3 separate regions of the Homo sapiens genome follow, and regions 1 and 3 are each linked to region 2. A link is a loop called in an ENCODE intact Hi-C map of the cell type or tissue named here. Cell type or tissue: ascending aorta. All regions are shown on one strand. Each heading gives the region's core, and the rest is flanking DNA. Links, peaks and the distances in the headings are about the cores only. Region 1 overlaps FBXO42 (F-box protein 42). Region 2 overlaps EPHA2 (EPH receptor A2). Region 3 holds the start of SZRD1 (SUZ RNA binding domain containing 1).

Region 1 (6,924 bases), core at 2,350-4,849, 100 kb before region 2:
GAACTGTGGTGCCATCCAGCTTGCCGGGTAAGCAGGGAGCTGACAGGCTAGCAGGAGGACAGGTCCTAAATTGTGGAAAACCACATTACTTTGTCAGGTTACAAAGAAATTTGTACAAAAATAGAAAACACCTTGGTGTCACAAAAGAGGTGAACATTAGCCATAGCTCCTTTGGCATTTCTCACTAAATGGGAAAACTTACAGGGGCCCTACTCATTCAGTAAGTCCCAACTTTAAGCATCTGTTTGTCTGTGAAACTTTCCCTTCTCCTTCTAACAAAAATTGATTGTTCCCTTCTCCCCACCCCTTCTGTATACATATCTCTAATGATAGCATATGTCACACAAAGCAGCGATTGTTCCCATGTCTGACTTCTAGCCTAGAGGGCAGACTACATCATTTTCATCTTCATATCTCAGGTACCTACAAAATGTCTGGCACATGACAGATGCTCATGATAAAATGTTTGACAGTTGAATGAACAATCAGAATCATAGAAGAGTGTGAGCACTGGTCCTTTGTCTTCCAGGTGGGACAGTGTGTGGTGGTCTTCAGCCAGGCTCCTAGTGGGAGAGCCCCACTCAGCCCCAGTTTGAACTCTCGCCCATCACCTATCAGTGCCACTCCTCCAGCTCTCGTTCCTGAAACCCGAGAGTACCGCTCTCAGTCTCCAGTAAGAAGCATGGATGAAGCTCCTTGTGTTAACGGCCGCTGGGGAACACTGAGACCCAGGGCTCAAAGGCAGACTCCTTCAGGTTCCCGGGAAGGGAGCCTTTCCCCAGCCAGAGGAGACGGCTCTCCTATCCTCAATGGTGGGAGTTTGTCTCCAGGAACGGCAGCTGTGGGTGGCTCTTCTTTGGACAGTCCTGTACAGGCCATATCTCCAAGTACTCCATCTGCTCCTGAAGGATACGACCTGAAAATAGGACTTTCTTTGGCCCCCCGACGAGGATCACTACCAGATCAGAAAGATCTGAGATTAGGATCCATAGATCTGAATTGGGATCTGAAACCCGCTTCCAGTAGTAATCCCATGGATGGCATGGACAATAGGACAGTTGGGGGAAGTATGAGACACCCTCCTGAACAGACAAATGGTGTGCATACCCCACCTCACGTGGCCAGTGCCCTTGCAGGGGCCGTCTCCCCAGGTGCCCTGCGTCGGAGTCTGGAAGCCATCAAAGCGATGTCCTCCAAAGGCCCCTCGGCCTCTGCAGCACTAAGTCCTCCTCTTGGGTCTTCTCCAGGCTCTCCTGGGAGCCAGAGTTTGAGCAGTGGAGAAACAGTGCCCATCCCTCGCCCAGGGCCTGCCCAAGGAGATGGACATTCCTTACCTCCCATTGCTCGCCGCCTGGGCCACCACCCTCCACAGTCCCTAAATGTTGGCAAACCCCTATACCAGAGTATGAACTGCAAGCCCATGCAGATGTACGTGCTGGACATTAAAGACACCAAGGAGAAGGGGCGGGTCAAATGGAAAGTATTTAATAGCAGTTCTGTGGTTGGACCTCCTGAAACCAGCCTGCATACCGTGGTACAAGGCAGGGGTGAACTCATCATATTTGGAGGACTCATGGACAAGAAACAGAATGTGAAGTACTATCCAAAAACAAACGCCTTGTACTTTGTACGAGCAAAGAGATAATGTGTTCTAAACCCCTTTCCTTTTCTGTGGCTTTTAATTTGGAATTTTCCAGTGTGTAAGCATTTGGACTGAGAATTGGGAAAACAAAATTACTCCCAGAAGCCAAAACTCTTTAATTCCCAACCGAAGTCACTCCAGGCTGGGATCAAATCTCCATTAAGAAAAAAAATTATATATAAATATATATATATATATTATATAGCCAACTCTGTTGACAAAAAAAGGGAGAGATTTCCATCCTGGTTCAGATAAAGTTGTTGCTGTGTTTTAACAGGGGCTGGGCTGCCTTTTTCTACCTTGCTGGTAACTAGACCAAGAAGTTAGAGAATAGACTAACATCAGTAACTTCCCAAAAGAAACTGAAGAGCCCCCTGTAAATCTTTATGTGGCCTTCTTGGAGTTAAAAAATGAAAGGGCATATGTAAGTTGCAAAGGTGGAGGGTTTTAGACTCTCATGCTTCAGGTGCTGTCGGGGTAAAAGTAACTGTTTTTCCCCTTCTCTTAAAACCACAGAGGACCTGTGACAGCTCTGCAGAAATGCCAGTGCCTGGCCCCCTCTTGCCTTTTATGGCTGAGGAAAGTTACCCAACAAAGGATTTTATTCCACATTTGTGTGCCGGGTCATTGTGAAATAATGTTTATGCAGCCAACATCTGACCGCCTAGTAGTGTCCATTGGTCTTTGGAGTGCTTCTTGTGTGTCTCAGAAAACATTTTGTGTCTGATTGTGGAAATTTCTGACAATCAATCATATTTGGTGGCAAGTTGCCAAAAAACATATTTATTCTCCTCTTTCTTCCCTTAGAACATGGTACTTGGAAACTGCCTTTTCCATTCACTTACAGGCTGCTTTTTTCTTCTACCTTTTTTCTTTTCTTTTTTTTTTTTCATATGTGGTGAAGTCCTAAAACCTGTCTGACTTTCTGTTTCTTTTACAAAGCTCAGGTGCCTACAGAAATCAGAAGCTGCTTAGAAATACTTGTGGAACCCTTTCCCTGGTGTCACTAGGGGGCCAGTAGGGAATTCTAAGATGCCAATATTGTGAGAAATCTTTGAAGCAAGCATCAAAAGATACTGTTTTTTCCCTATGGGCTTCTTTTTACTTCCAAAGCACATTGAGCACACTCATCCCATATTTGTAGAATGTGGAAATTGATTCTGGAAGGGAATTCCAATAACAGTTCTTTTTAGAAATGTTTTTTTCCTTGTGGTGACATATATTCCTCTTCCTGGCTATTGGCAGGTGATGGAGTTGAGAATCATGTACTTGACTTCTTGACGCATGGCTGACCTCAGAAACAGCTCCATCCTTTGCACTTGTCTTCTTCATGTGTCACCCAAATAGGGCTTGGGTTTTTACTTTCACTTCATTTCTGAGATTAAGGTGTAACCAAGTAGAGCATTTCTTTGCTTGATACAGAAAGTTACTAGTCTCAACCATGGCCTGGGCATAGGAGATGTCAAAATAAGTTTATTTCAAATGGCACCATTTAAATAGGGATTTTTGGTGATTTCTCATCAGTGGAAAGAGGATTTTTGTTTTGCCTTTGTTTTGTTTTGAAATTTAAATCCTAATTTCAAAACATCACCTTGCCACCCTGACACTCCTCTTTTTATTATTAGCGTTTCTCAGGCACAAAGCCTGCTGCAGCTGGCCCTGGGTCCTGGCTTTCAGCCAGCATCTGGCAGCCTAAGTGTACTGATAAGTGTGTTTTCTCCTGTTACATCATGCTGAATCCTTTCCCTTAGCCATTAGCTTTTATGATGTGGTCTTCGTAGGAAAGCCACCCTGGTGCCAAGCCTAGCTTGTGGGGAGGGGTATGTGTTCCAGAAACTGCTCTTTGTGTTCCCTTCAATGAGGAAACAACATGTGTCTACTTATGTGGCATCCAACTGCTTGGAGCTCCACACTTCCCTTTCGCGACTCAGGCTCTGGTGCTGTTGCCAATCCTTGCTTGGCAAAGACTGTTCGATCATGTGGGGTCCTTATTTACAAGGGAAAGCTGGGCCAGAAGGCTAGCAATTCAGGTGTTACCGCTATTGCTGTACCTTGTGTTAGGACATTGTGTTTGTGCATGGACTGTGCCTCCAAACTCAGTAGTTCCTATCTAAATATAAAGTATATTAGAAACCTGAAAGTACAGAATCTCAACCTTACAGTCTTTCCCTTAGTCCTGTGGCCTTCCTAAGCCAGCTGTTAACGTGTTGATTCCTTCCACTTCCCCCAAGTAGGCAGGCAACAGATATGTTGATTGTCTTAGAAAGTAATCTGGTTCCTCTGAACTCCATTGAATTCCAGTTTGACGCATACTGCCTGGAACCAGACTGTTTGCTTACAGCTTTTTAAGAAAAATCTGCCTTGTCTGCCCCCATTATGGTTGGTCTTGGTAGCTCCTGGGCACTGTGGGCGTGTACCATGGGAAAGTGATTCAACACAGTGAAGGTGATTGTCTCCTCAGGCCTCCTGAAGCCACCTGTGCGGTGGGACTTCACGTGTCTCGGCCAAGGCGAGCATTTCCACAATGCCGTGGATGCTGCAGTCAGGCCAGATTGAACCATGACCCCATTTTTCACATGATACCAATTTTGTCTTAAAATTCACTGAGAAAAATGAGACTAAATTTTTTTTAACCCTCAGGAGCACCTGAAGCAAATATTTATCCGTATTTATTGAAAATTCATTTTGTTTCTACTTGAAGCTTTAACCCCTTCCATTCCTGCAAGTGTGCCTTTTGAGAGCTCCCATGGCCTAGTGACTTCACTGGTCACCTTGTCCATCTTACTTAAGAATTTTAGTCTCTCCCTACCCTCTTGGACAGAGCTTCCTGTTCTCTTATTTCACAGGTTATACAGCAGAGCGGGTTTTGTGTTTTCATTCCTATTTCCACCCTTCATTTGGTTGGTGGACTCCACAACCTCACCCTACCCTACACTTTGGGAGCACAAATTTGGTGTTGAAACAAGCTTAAATTTCATTTTAGGGCATACTGGGCTTACTCTCCTCCCAGCTGTCTGTGGATTGATTTGATTTTAATGTTCGAGTTTTACAGCAACAGCTGAAAACCATGAACTATTCTAGGAACTGTGTTGGAACTCTTTAAAATAAAGAAAAGAGGAGGAGGAGGAGGAAGAAAGAAAACCAACTTAAGAAGCCTTGACTTTGGAGGACAGAAAGCCACCAGCCAATGGAGAACAAAGAGATGTTTCCCTTTCCTTTCTTTCACCTTGTCATTCTGGGTTTCCTTCTGCTTCACTCTTTCCTTCCCCCTTAAAAGTGGTATTCCTGGTTGGTCTGTCTGTCTGTCCTTGTCCTTGTGGTGATCCTGGCATGGTGATATGCTCCACTTTGCATTATCCATGGTCTCTTACCAGCGCACAAGTCAGTGGGGAGGATCTAACCACGCCTGGTGGTGAGGAAGCTGAATTTCCAGGCCTGCGTCCCATGTAGCCTCTCCATGAACTGCAGAAGGCATGTTCTGCATGGTTACCAGTAAGTGGCTCCCTCTCACCGTGTTCATTGTCAAATGAGAGCAAACTTTAGGTGTTGGCTCCATTGTACACTCTACTTGCTCTGCTCCCCTCCCTCCAACCAGGGTTCATGTCAGTGCACACCCCATGTGCCCTGGCGAAGCTGGTGCTGTGAGTGATGTTTCCCATACAACTCAGGGATGCCAGGTGGCTTACCCTGAGATAGTCATTTTGGGCACATAACAGTGTAGGAATGAAACATGGATTTCATTGATATTTAAATCTGTCAATTTCATTTTTTGTTAATGTTTTCCCCTGATGACTTTTTAGCAATTTAACAAATAAAATGGACAATTGTCTTAACTGTTTTATTAGCAAAAAAAGAAAAAGAAAAGAGGTCTGGCCGGGCGCAGTGGCTCACGCTTGTAATCCCAGCACTTTGGGAGGCCGAGGCAGGCGGATCACAAGGTCAGGAGTTTGATACCAGCCTGGCCAACATAGTGAAACCCTGTCTCTACTAAAAATACAAAAATTAGCCGGGCATGGTGGCAGGCACCTGTAATCCCAACTACTTGGGAGGCTGAGGCAGGAGAATTGCTCCAACCCAGGAGGCAGAGGTTGCAGTGAGCCAAGTTTGTGTCACTGCACTCCAGCCTGGGCAACAGAGTTAGACTGTCTCAAAAAAAAAAAAAAGAGGTCAATCACAGTGGCTCATGTCTGTAATCCCACCACTTTGGGAGGCTGAGGCAGGAGGATCACTTAGACCAGGAGTTTGAGACCAGCCTGGGCAATATAGTGAGACCCCATCTCTAAAAAAAAAAAAATTTACCCAAGCATGGTGGTGTATGCTTGTGGTCCCAACTACTCAGGAGGCTGAATGGGAAGATCACACTTGAGCTAGGGAGGTCAAGACTGCAGTGAGCCATGATTGTGCCACTGCATGCCAGCCTGGGCGACAAAGTAAGACCCTGTTACAAAAAAAAAAAAAATTGTCTTGATGGGAAACAATTGAGGTTGGAGATTGAAGGCACAGTAGTTGGAAAGAGATACCTTCTCTAGGAGGTTGTGTTTTCATGGAGAGGTGGAGAGTTGCCACTCCTTGGGGACAATGCCATTTAATAATAAACCAGCTCCCTCCATCACGCTTGAAGGGCTTGGTGTTTCAGAGCCTCAGTACCAGCCTGCAATGGACATCCAAGAGTGGTCATGAGCTTGGAGCAGAGGCCCAGGGGCCAGGACGACATTTGCATCTTCCCTGGCCCCCTAAGCAAAGATGAAGACACAGGGCCCCAGGGGCATGAAGAGGCACAGCAGATGATGGTTTGGAACGCAGTCCCGAAGCTCCGAAGGCCTATGGCTTAATCCTGCTTTTCCCTACTTACTACTTAACCTTGGATACAAGCTTCCTCATCTGTAAATGTAGTTGCTTCTACCTTATAGGAGCCTGTGGGTTAATTGAAGTTGTATGTGAAAAGCGCCAGCACAACGCCCAGCACATAGTAAGTTGGCAGCTACTGCCTTCCACTGCAGGGCCAGCACAGCACTCCCCAGCCAGGGTTCTTGCTTTTCTGGATACTAAAGGGTCAGTGGGCTGGGCATGGTGGCTCACGCCCGTAATCCCAATACTTTGGGAGCCCAAGGCAGGTGGATCCCTTGAGGTCAGGAGTTCAAGACCAGCCTGACCAACATGGCAAAACCCCTTCTCTACTACAGATACAAAAATTAGCCAGGCATGGTGGTGCACGCCTGTAATCCTAGCTACTCAGGAGGCTGAGGCAGGAGAATCACTTGAACCCAGGTGGAGGCTGCATT
Region 2 (2,500 bases), core at 1-2,500:
ACACACCTTGGCTAACTCCCCCCTCATCTCTGGTCTTGGGTTTCCTTTGAGTAAAATGAGAAAGTTCAACAGCACCAGCAGACTTTATGCTTGTTTTCTAGCCATGGATCCTGCAGCCCCTGGAGGGGGTTGAAGGGTTGGAGGACACTGAAGCCCTTTGTGATGGGCCCTACTTGCCTCCTAAAGCAAGTCCTCAGAACCTTACTTAACACGGTCTGTAAACCCCCCGATGAGAAGTTCCCTACGAGCTTTCTGGCCATAAGCCTGTGGTGTAGGCTCTGCTCCGGCCCATGCCATCGCCCCCTTGTCTTCCCAGCTCCCCTCTGCTGAGCGAGCCCCCCTTCCCCAGGCGGCCCCTGCTTTAGGTGACCTCGAATGCATACTCTCAGTTTCAGACAATGAGTGCGGTTGAGGGGGCCGGGACGAGGCAGCCCAGTGGGGCGAGCAGGCTCCTCCCACATGACATCCTCGCACAAGAATGCGGGGGTGGGGGTGAGGGGCAGCTGAAAACTTTCCACAGGCTGGTGAGGCAGGCCCCGCAGAGATAAGTGGACGGTTGGGGTGGGGGTGTCTCTCCAGGAAGCGGGGCAGCCTTCCCTCCTCTAGAGGTGGGGGGTCAGGGTTCTGGCAGATTTTGTTTGCAGAGAGCCGAGCAGCCCCCTGTTGGGAAGATCAGCCCAGCAGGAGGACAAGTTTCCAAGAGCGAAATTTCCGACTTAGTTCGTGGAACCCTGTCAATCGCTAGTCACCTACTGCCGGATTGTTCCTCCTCGGGATCCTCCCACCAAAATTCCTTTCAGTGTGGCTGGGTGCCGGTGCGCGAGATGCCAGGAACGCCCGGCTGGCTCCTCTTTATACCTCTAGACTTCTCTCAGCAGCCCCTGGCCATGCTGCTGCTGGAAGTGATGACAGTCGCTACCGTAGACGGGTGTCGTCCGAGGGGCAGGCGCTGAGCCAAGCAAGCGCTTTATCAGACATGCGAGCGGAATCCACACCGCCTTTCTGCGTGGCAGGGACTGTGATCAATCCCATTTGATAGACCAGGAAACTGAGGTTCAGAGAGCTAAAGAGGCTTGCCTGAAGTCACACAGCTAGGATGTGGCTGCATCAGGATCTGAATCCAGGCGGTGCAGCGGCGCCCAGGCTGCAGGATGGGTCAGGAAATGGGGCGGGAAGTGACCAGTTCCTTTGGAATCCCTGACTCAGCTCCTGGCCCTGGGGTAGGCTCTCTGGCCAGCCCTGGGGATGGCAGGGTCTGTTGCAGGGGCTTGGGGGCTCTGTTGGAGGCAGGGGTCCTGGAGAGGGCACTGCTGGGTACATTGAGGGAGAACCAGAGGGAGGCACAGGGTCTGCCCTCCCTGCCGGACCCTCCCCAGGCCTGGAGACCCAGATTCTTTCACTGGGGCTCCTGCTGGTGACAAACCAGACCCAGAGCGAGGCGGGGCACCCTGAGGTCACCTGGCACCTTGTCTAGGTTATTCCCAGTTTGTCCGTTTCTCCTCAGGGTTCTTTCCCCAGGAAGCCCAGAGCTCAGGAAAGAGTTAAGTGGGCAGAGGAAGGGAGGCACCTCCCAGGTGCTGTGTGCGGCAGGTGGGCACGCTGCCCGGAGCGCTCCCATGAACTATGTCAGGAATGAGCCAGCTTCCCTTGGTTCCCCCGCCCTGCCCCCGGCCCTGCCTGCGGGGACAGTGGAGTCGCTCGGGCTGACCGCTGTCCCCCGGGGGCTGCTTTGTCTCCATGTCTCCGCTTCCTGTGCTGGCCTCAGCAGCTGGCGGGGCCCCTGCTGGCGCCTCAGCCCTGGGGACCGCTGGTCAGGTGAGCAGGTGGCCAGCAGCCTTGGCCAGTGGCTCAGCTGAACAGCTGGGAGGCCAGAGCTGGGGTTGTGGGGAGTTGGAGATTCCCTCCTGAGAGGCTCCTGCTCCCTCAAGGGGCCCAGCCCCTTGGGGAGGTCCCCTCCCTACTGTAGTTTCATGATCCCCTAGTTCATAGGGACACCGCATTCCAGGCACCATGCTGGACATCTCATAAGCAGGGCTTTCTTCCATCTTCACACACAACCCAGAGAGGATGAGGACTTGATCCCCATTTTACAGATGAGGAAACTGAGGTCCGGAGAGGAAGCAGTGAACAGTGACCAAAAGAACGGGGGCCTGGCACAGGAAGGCAGTTGCCCCTGGTGTGTGTCCTTCCACCCACAGGCTGTATGACCTTAGCAGGTCCCCTTGGGGTCCCACCCCCATCTGTAAAATGAGTGGGCTGGACCTGTGGCCCTGAAGGACGCTGTCAACCTGGTGATCCGAGCTTCCCTCCTGTGGTTTCCCACTGGGGCTCAGTCTGAACACCGGGGAAGCTGTTGACTGTGTGACACAAGTGTGGTGAGGAGGGGTCCCACTGCTTACAGCCCCAGTGGCCTAAAGTCCATAGCTGACAGGGAGGAGTCCCCTGGCCAGGGTATGTCTGTGGTTAAGGTGGTCTTTAGACAGGGTGGTCTCGGGCCATG
Region 3 (6,924 bases), core at 2,760-5,259, 220 kb before region 2:
GCCTGAGACTGCAGTGAGTGTTCCCCACTGCACCCCAGCCTGGGCAACAGAGCAAGACCCTGTCTCAAAGAAAAAAGACAAAAATTTTCTTGTGGTGTTGGAGGGCAGGGATCTCCAAAATCCTTTACTTCCAAGGATTAGAACTGCCGCTGGATTTTTGTGTAGTTTCAATTTTCCCATTTAGGTTATTAGTCTTCACCCAGTTTTTGCTGTTTTGGAGTAGGGTATTCAAAGCTCATTACCAGTAGGAAGAGGGGATAACCTGAAGCCAAGACTTTTACGCAATTGCCTATATATGAAAGACATGTATAGCCTGCAGTCCATTGGTTTCCCAGTGATGTGGACATAACATCTCCCTGGCTCCCCTCTTTCAAAAGTGCATATTTACAAGAACCTTTGTGAAATTTGAAAAGGGAATCAAATTCAAGACAGCGTTCAAATATAAGCCCAGACAAACTATTAAAAATGAAAGCTGGCTGAGGGCAGTGGCTCATGCCTATAATCCCAGAACTCTGGGAGGCTGAGGCAGGAGGACTGCTAGAGCCCAAGAATTCAAGGTTGCAGTAAGCTATGATTATGCCACTGCACTTCAGCCTGGGAAACCAAATGAGACCCTGTATCTAAAATAAATAAATATTTTTTTTTTTAATGAAAGCTGCCAGGCATAGTGGCACATGCCTATAATCTACTGGGAGGCCCAGCCTGGGCAATCTCATCTCAAAAAATAAAAAAAAAATTAAAAAAAAAAAGGCCAGGTGCAGCGGCTCATGCCTGTAATCCCAGCACTTTGGGAGCCTAAGGCAGGAGGATCACTTGAGGCCAGGAGTTCGAGATCAGCGTGGCCAACATGGTGAAACCCCGTCTCTACTAAAAATACAAAAATTAGCTGGGCGTGGTAGCATGCGCCTTGTAATCCCAGCTACTCGGGAGGCTGAGGCACGAGAATCGCTTGAACCTGGGAGGTAGAGGTTGCAGTGAGATGAGATTGAGCCACTGCACTCCAGCCTGGGCAATGGAGTAAGACCTTCTCTCAAACAAAAAAAAAAAAAAGGAAAAGAAAGAACACCCAATTCCCAAATTTTCCACATGTCCCCAGGTAGAGAGGTAGCAGCAAAATGCTAGAGAAAAAAAGCCCAGCCTTGAAGTCAGACATGCTTGGGATCAAATCCCAGCTTCCCCCAGCTGTGTGATCTTGCGCAAAACAGGTTACTCTCGAAACCTCCGTTTCCTTGTCTATAAAAGGGGGACAATGCCTCAACAGGTTGTTTCAAGGATTCAATTAAATAAAATATATTAGAGAACCTGCATTTTGGCAGAAGTGTTCATGATGTCAATAAGGCAAGGTTTGTGTTCCACCTCTGTAGTTTTTTTTTTTTGTTTTTTTTTTTGATGGAGTTTCACTCTTGTTGCCCAGGCTGGAGTGCAATGGCATGATCTCGGCTCACTGCAACCTCCGCCTCCTAGGTTCAAGCAATTCTCCTGGCTCAGCCTCCCAAGTAGCTAGGATTACAGGTATGTACCATAGGGTCCAGCTAATTTTTGTATTTTTAGTAGAGATGGGGTTTCACCATGTTGGCCAGGCTGGTCTGGAACTCCTAACCTCAGGTTATCCACCCACCTCAGCCTCCCACAGTGCTGGGATTACAGGCGTGAGCCACAGCACCTGGCCGCGGTACATTTTTAAAGGATATTACTAAAGTAAGGGATAGCAGAAAGAACTCTGGCTTTCTGCCTCCGCTGCTGCCATGGCTTCTGTGAAAAAGCCTGTGGTGAAGGGGGGCAAAAAAAAGAAGCAGGTTCTGAAGTTCACTCTTGAATGCACTCACCCCGTAGAAGATGGAATCATGGATGCTGCCAATTTTGAGCAGTTTTTGCAAGAAAGGATCAAAGTGAACGGAAAAGCTGAGAACCTTGGTGGAGGGATGGCGACCATTGAAAGGAGTAAGAGCAAGATCAACGTGACATCCGAGGTGCCTTTCTCCAAAAGGTATTTCAAATATCTCACCAAAACATATATGAAGAATAATTTACGTGATTGGTTGCTCCTAGTTACTAACAGCAAAGATAGCTACAAATTATGTTACTTCCAGATTAACCAGGACAAAGAGGAGGAAGATGAGGATTAAATTTCATTTATCTGGAATATTTTGTATAAGTTTTTCAATAAAACTTGGGAACCAAAAGAAAAAAGAAAGAACACGCGACAAGCGTCAGAAAGACCTAAGTCTCTAAATCTCACATCTCTAGGCTTATTCAGCTGTTAAATGGGGGACTGTACTAGCTATTTCTAATTGACTTACCCATTCTGAAAAACTAAAGTAAGCCCCAATTTCTGCTGAATCCTATTCATTTTTGTTCATTTGCCTCCAACTTCTCTAACATGAGGGATTTATGACCCTTTGAAACAGGTGAGGAAAACCAAAGAAAGGCCAAGATGCCCAAGAAACGTATCATTTGCATGATATTAAAGTTGTAAGCCAAGCTTTTTTATAGGGATGTCTGGATGATTCACTCAGATTAGTGGTAGGCAATAAACGCCTGTACCGAAAATGTTGCATTTTCTGGCACAAAGTCACTGATAAGCACACTGCCTAGCATATAGCAGACACTCAAAAATGCTGGTTGAATGAACAAGGAGCCAACTGACACCTGTTACTCCCTATAAAATCTTTAACTTTCTTAAGCCAAAACTCAAGAAAGATGGTTGTCACATTAAGAACTCTACTAAATATCCTCTGAACGAACGAATCCTTCAAATTCTCAATTATGCTAAATGGAAAAACATAAACAACCGTTGAGAGAAATGCTGAACCAGCGGAAAAAACTTCAAAGCCAAGTTTCAACATTCCCGTAGAGCTAGATACACCCACTGACTGCTGCCAGGGTCAATTTCCCGGCCTCTTCCAGAGCTCATAAGCACCCCCAAAAAGCGCTTAGGAAAAAAAACCCAGCGCCTACTCTACCCTGGTACGCTCGACTCCTCGCACACGTAAACCTTTAAGGTGGATGTCAGTGCAGCCAGCATTGAACAGACGCGAACACGGGGAGACAAAAAAAGCATCTCCCCATATTCACAAGGGTCACCACAGACAAACTCTGAAAAGACCAAATTATTCACAAATCTAAGAGAATTGACAGATCCTCTTTGAGATAAACTATTTTCCTACAGTTTCTGGAGGCAAACAAAAACTCCAAAAACAAGTCGAACGGTCCATCTCCCCACTCCTCTCCCAAGAATGTGGCTGTTTTACATATCACACCCTGGACTCCGACAAGCGAACTCCTAGACCTTCCCGGGGCCTCGGATCGCTGAGTGGCAGAGGAGCTGCCCCGCAGAGCTTTCGGTTGCTTTGGCAGAGTCCCCGTGAGACCTGCCTGCCTGCCCACAAACTCTTCTTGGAGTAAAAGTGAAAGAGAAAAAAAACCCGACTCGTCCACCGTGACGGATGGTGGGGGATTTTAGCAGAGTTGAGTAGCCCAAAGAGGATTCAATTTCCCCCCGCCCTCGGCTGCCTCCTCCCGCTTTCCTGCGAAGCCGGACATGCCTCCTTGGTCCGCGCAAGCCCCACCACCACCCACATGGTGTGTCCGTCCCGGTCAGAGCACAAGAACTTTAAAATGGTGCCTCGGGCCACAAGGCTCATCGGAAAGAGTCACAGAGGCCCACGGCCAGCAAGTGGGCGCGGGGGGTCAGGAAAGGAGGCCCCGGGTGGCGGGTGGGGCGCCCCGGGTGACGCGCGCGTTAGTGGGCGGAGGGAGGCGCACCAGGCAAAGGAAAGGAGAGAAATGGATCGCGGCCCCTTTAAGAGGCCTTCACGGCGCTCAGGAACTGGGGGCCTCTCCACCACCCCCAGCCCGGCGTATGGGGCCCTTCCTTGGGGAGAACTATCTCCAGACCCGCTCCCCGGAGGCTCCCCTCACGCCAGGTCTCGCCCGGCCCTGCCATGGGACGGCGGCTCCTCCTTACCCCGCTGTCTGCCGCCTCTTCCCAGCTCTCAGCGACCTCCTCATCTTCCATCTTACTCGCCGCTTTCCCTCCTCCCCCACCCCCTCCCCGCGCCTGCGCTTTGAAGCGCGCCTCCGTCGCGGGCGCAGGCACGCAAGGCTTTACTCAATGGACCCCGCCCGCTGCCAAGCCCGGAAGAGGCGCCAGGCAAGGTCCCAAGTGTACATTAGGGCAGCCATCTTGGAAGGGGGCAGAGAAGGCGGAAAGATGCCATCTTTCTTAAGGGCCAACGCGTTATCTGTCTTACAGAATGGGCGTTCAAGGGAAGTCCTCATCTCGAGTACCGGAAGTGTGTTCTGTGGAACCATCTTTTCTAAGGGCAGGCAATTAAAGAAAACTTTTTTTCTTTTAAAGTGAGTCGTAGTTTTCCTAAACTACAGATAATGGTATCTTCAGAATTCTGAAAACATTTTTAAACACCAACAAATGATGAAAAATATCTGCTGATGCAGAAAACATTTTATTATTTCTGATAGGGTGAAAATCATTACAGTATTTCCTGCTCATAAAGCAGTATTCTAATCATTTATTAACACTATATCCGCTACCGTAAGGTAAAGACGGTAAAGATAATATTGCACCTCAGTTGGGAGAACCAGTGGGATTCCCAGCTACTAAGTTCTCCTGGGTCTTTAATGGTAGATAAATACGTTAGTATTACCTCTAAAAATTACTGGCCAGGCGCGGTGGCTCACGCCTGTAATCCCAGCACTTTGGGAGGCCGAGACAGGCGGATTACCTGAGGTCAGGAGTTCAAGACCAGCCTGGCCAACATGGTGAAACCCCGTCTCTACTACAAATACAAAAATTAGCTGGGCATGGTGGCACACGCCTATAATCCCAGCTACTCCGGAGGCTGAGGCAGGAGAACTGCTTGAGCCAGGGAGGTGGAGGTTGCAGTGAGCCGAGATCATGCCACTGCACTCCAGCCTGGCCGACAGAGTGAGGCTCTGTCTCAAAAAAAAAAAAAATTATTTATGTCAGGGCAGGCGTAGTGGCTCACACCTGTAATCCCACTTTGGGAGGCCAAGGTGGGCAGATCACCTGAGGTCAAGAGTTCGAGACCAGCCTGACCAACACGGAGAAACCCCGTCTCTACTTAAAATGCAAAATTAGCTGGGCATGGTGGCACATGCCTGTAATCCCACCTACTCGGGAGGCTGAGGCGGGAAGATCGCTTGAGCCTGGGAGGCGGAGGTTGCAGTGAGCCAAGATTGCGCCATTGCACTCCAGCCTGGACAACAAGAGCAAAACTCTATCTCAAAAAAAAGTTATTTATGTGGCCGGGCATGGTGGCTCACGCCTATAATCCCAGCACTTTGGAAGGGTGAGGCGGGGGGATCGCTTGAGCCCTGCAGTTTGAGACCAGCCTGGGCAACGAGGCAAAAGCCCATCTCTACTAAAAAAAAAAAAAAAAGCTGTGTGATCTTAACGCAAGTTACATAAGGATTCTATGTCTCAGTTCCCCAAGTGTATACATTAGAGATAGCTACTTCAAAAGTAGATTGTAAGAATTTAACCAGTTACTATGCTGAAATGCCTAGAACAGTGCCTGACCCATAGTAAGAGTCCTAAGGGTTAGCTATTATCATTATGGGAGTGTCTTGTCTGCCCGAGGAAGATTTATAATTGTCACTTCTGTAATCATCCTTTCTTAAAATATAAGGACAGGGAGATGCCAGGCGCGGTGGCTCACGCCTATAATCCCAACACTGTGGGAGGCTGAGGTGGGCGAATCAGTTGAGGTCAGGAGTTCAAGACTAGCCTGGTCAACATGGTGAAACCCCATCTCTACTAAAGATACAAAAATTAGCCGGATGTGGTGGCAAGCACCTGTAATCCCAGCTACTTGGGAAGCTGAGGCAGGAGAGTTGCTTGAACCCAGGAGGCAGAGGTTGCAGTGAGCCAAGATTGCGCCATTGCACTCCAGCCTGGGCAACAAAGCGAGACTCTGTCTCAAAAAAAAAAAAAAAGGCAGGGAGATAAGCAAACACCATGTGTTTATATTCTTACTGACATGTTCCTGTTTTTCTCTCAGTTTTAAATACATGTCATTCAGTAGTGTTGCATTTGGCTGCTATAACCAAGTTATCTGACTTGGAATGTGTTTTTTCTTGTATTTTTAGTATGCCATTAATCTTTCTGAAGTAAAACCTTCCTGCTGTGAAATTTCATAATTTGTATTCTTTTTTTTTTTTTTTTAGACATAGTCTCACTGTCGCCCAGGCTGGAGTGCAGTGGCGCAATCTTGGCTCATTGCAGCCTCTGCCTCCTGGGTTCATGTGATTCTCCTGCCTCAGCCTCCCGAGTAGCTGAGACTATAGGTGCTTGCCACTATGCCCAGCTAATTTTTGTATTTTTAGTAGAGGCCAGGTTTCACCATGTTGGCCAGACTGGTCTGGAACCCCTAACCTCAGATGATCTGCCTGCCTCAATCTCCCAAAGTGTTGGGATTACAGGTGTGAACCACTCTGCCCGTCCTGTTATTTGTATTCTTAATGATTATCATCATAAACTGCAACCATGTGTTAAATGTTACTGGTCTTTATTTAGAAGCTTAAGTGATATGCTTACTAATTCTCTGGTTTCACAACTTCCTGACTCTGAAATATTGTTCATTTCCAGGGTCTGTCCTCAGTCCACTGTTCTTACCTAGATGTTCATGGTATAAGCCACCCACTGTATGCTGAAGACTGCCAAAGTTGACTTCTAGCTGTGAACTGACCTGGTGTTTCTGATTCTGATTTTTACAGCTAGGCTTCTTATTGCCATCTCCACATGGATATTCCACTAGCAGCTTTTAAGTCTCTAAAACTCAAGTAATTCTCGGCCGAGCGCAGTGGCTCACGCCTGTAATCCCAGCACTTTGGGAGGCCAAGGCAGGCGGATCACGAGGTCAGGAGTTCGTAGACCAGCCC

Evidence for each region. A loop is a pair of places that touch in the nucleus more often than their neighbours do. Peaks named below come from ENCODE experiments on the same cell type or tissue, not always from the same donor. Only the 100,000 strongest peaks of a DNase experiment are listed, where the experiment ranks them.
Region 1: a loop joins it to region 2, with 5 times the contacts of the local background. A loop is called at or near these places in 4 of 110 quality-filtered maps.
Region 3: it touches region 2 in a loop (2.8-fold over the local background); 3 of 110 quality-filtered maps call a loop at or near these places.

The regions. Positions count from the first base shown.
Region 1 is chr1:16,245,391-16,252,314 of GRCh38, reverse strand. It overlaps FBXO42 (F-box protein 42), which reads left to right. Exons shown (of 10, transcript NM_018994.3): 9 at 1-27; 10 at 530-5,475. The coding sequence ends at 1,645. Among named protein-coding and RNA genes, the nearest start is that of CPLANE2, 12 kb to the right of the region's middle. In ascending aorta, for the core only: no CTCF peak of the experiment used is centred there; a DNase peak (open chromatin) is centred at 3,394; H3K4me3 peaks cover 441 bases; H3K27ac peaks cover 2,500 bases.
Region 2 is chr1:16,144,447-16,146,946 of GRCh38, reverse strand. The region is part of intron 3 of EPHA2 (EPH receptor A2); the gene reads left to right. Among named protein-coding and RNA genes, the nearest start is that of EPHA2-AS1, 9.5 kb to the left of the region's middle. RefSeq lists enhancers at 1-455, 2,041-2,500. In ascending aorta, for the core only: no CTCF peak of the experiment used is centred there; DNase peaks (open chromatin) are centred at 466, 826, 1,186 and 1,546; H3K4me3 peaks cover 1,945 bases; H3K27ac peaks cover 2,500 bases.
Region 3 is chr1:16,364,352-16,371,275 of GRCh38, reverse strand. It overlaps SZRD1 (SUZ RNA binding domain containing 1), which reads right to left and starts at 4,034. Exons shown (of 4, transcript NM_001114600.3): 1 at 3,968-4,034. The coding sequence starts at 4,018. It also overlaps the pseudogene RPL22P3. RefSeq lists enhancers at 3,238-3,527, 4,278-4,337. In ascending aorta, for the core only: a CTCF peak has its summit at 3,735; DNase peaks (open chromatin) are centred at 3,705, 4,145 and 5,200; H3K4me3 peaks cover 1,723 bases; H3K27ac peaks cover 2,500 bases.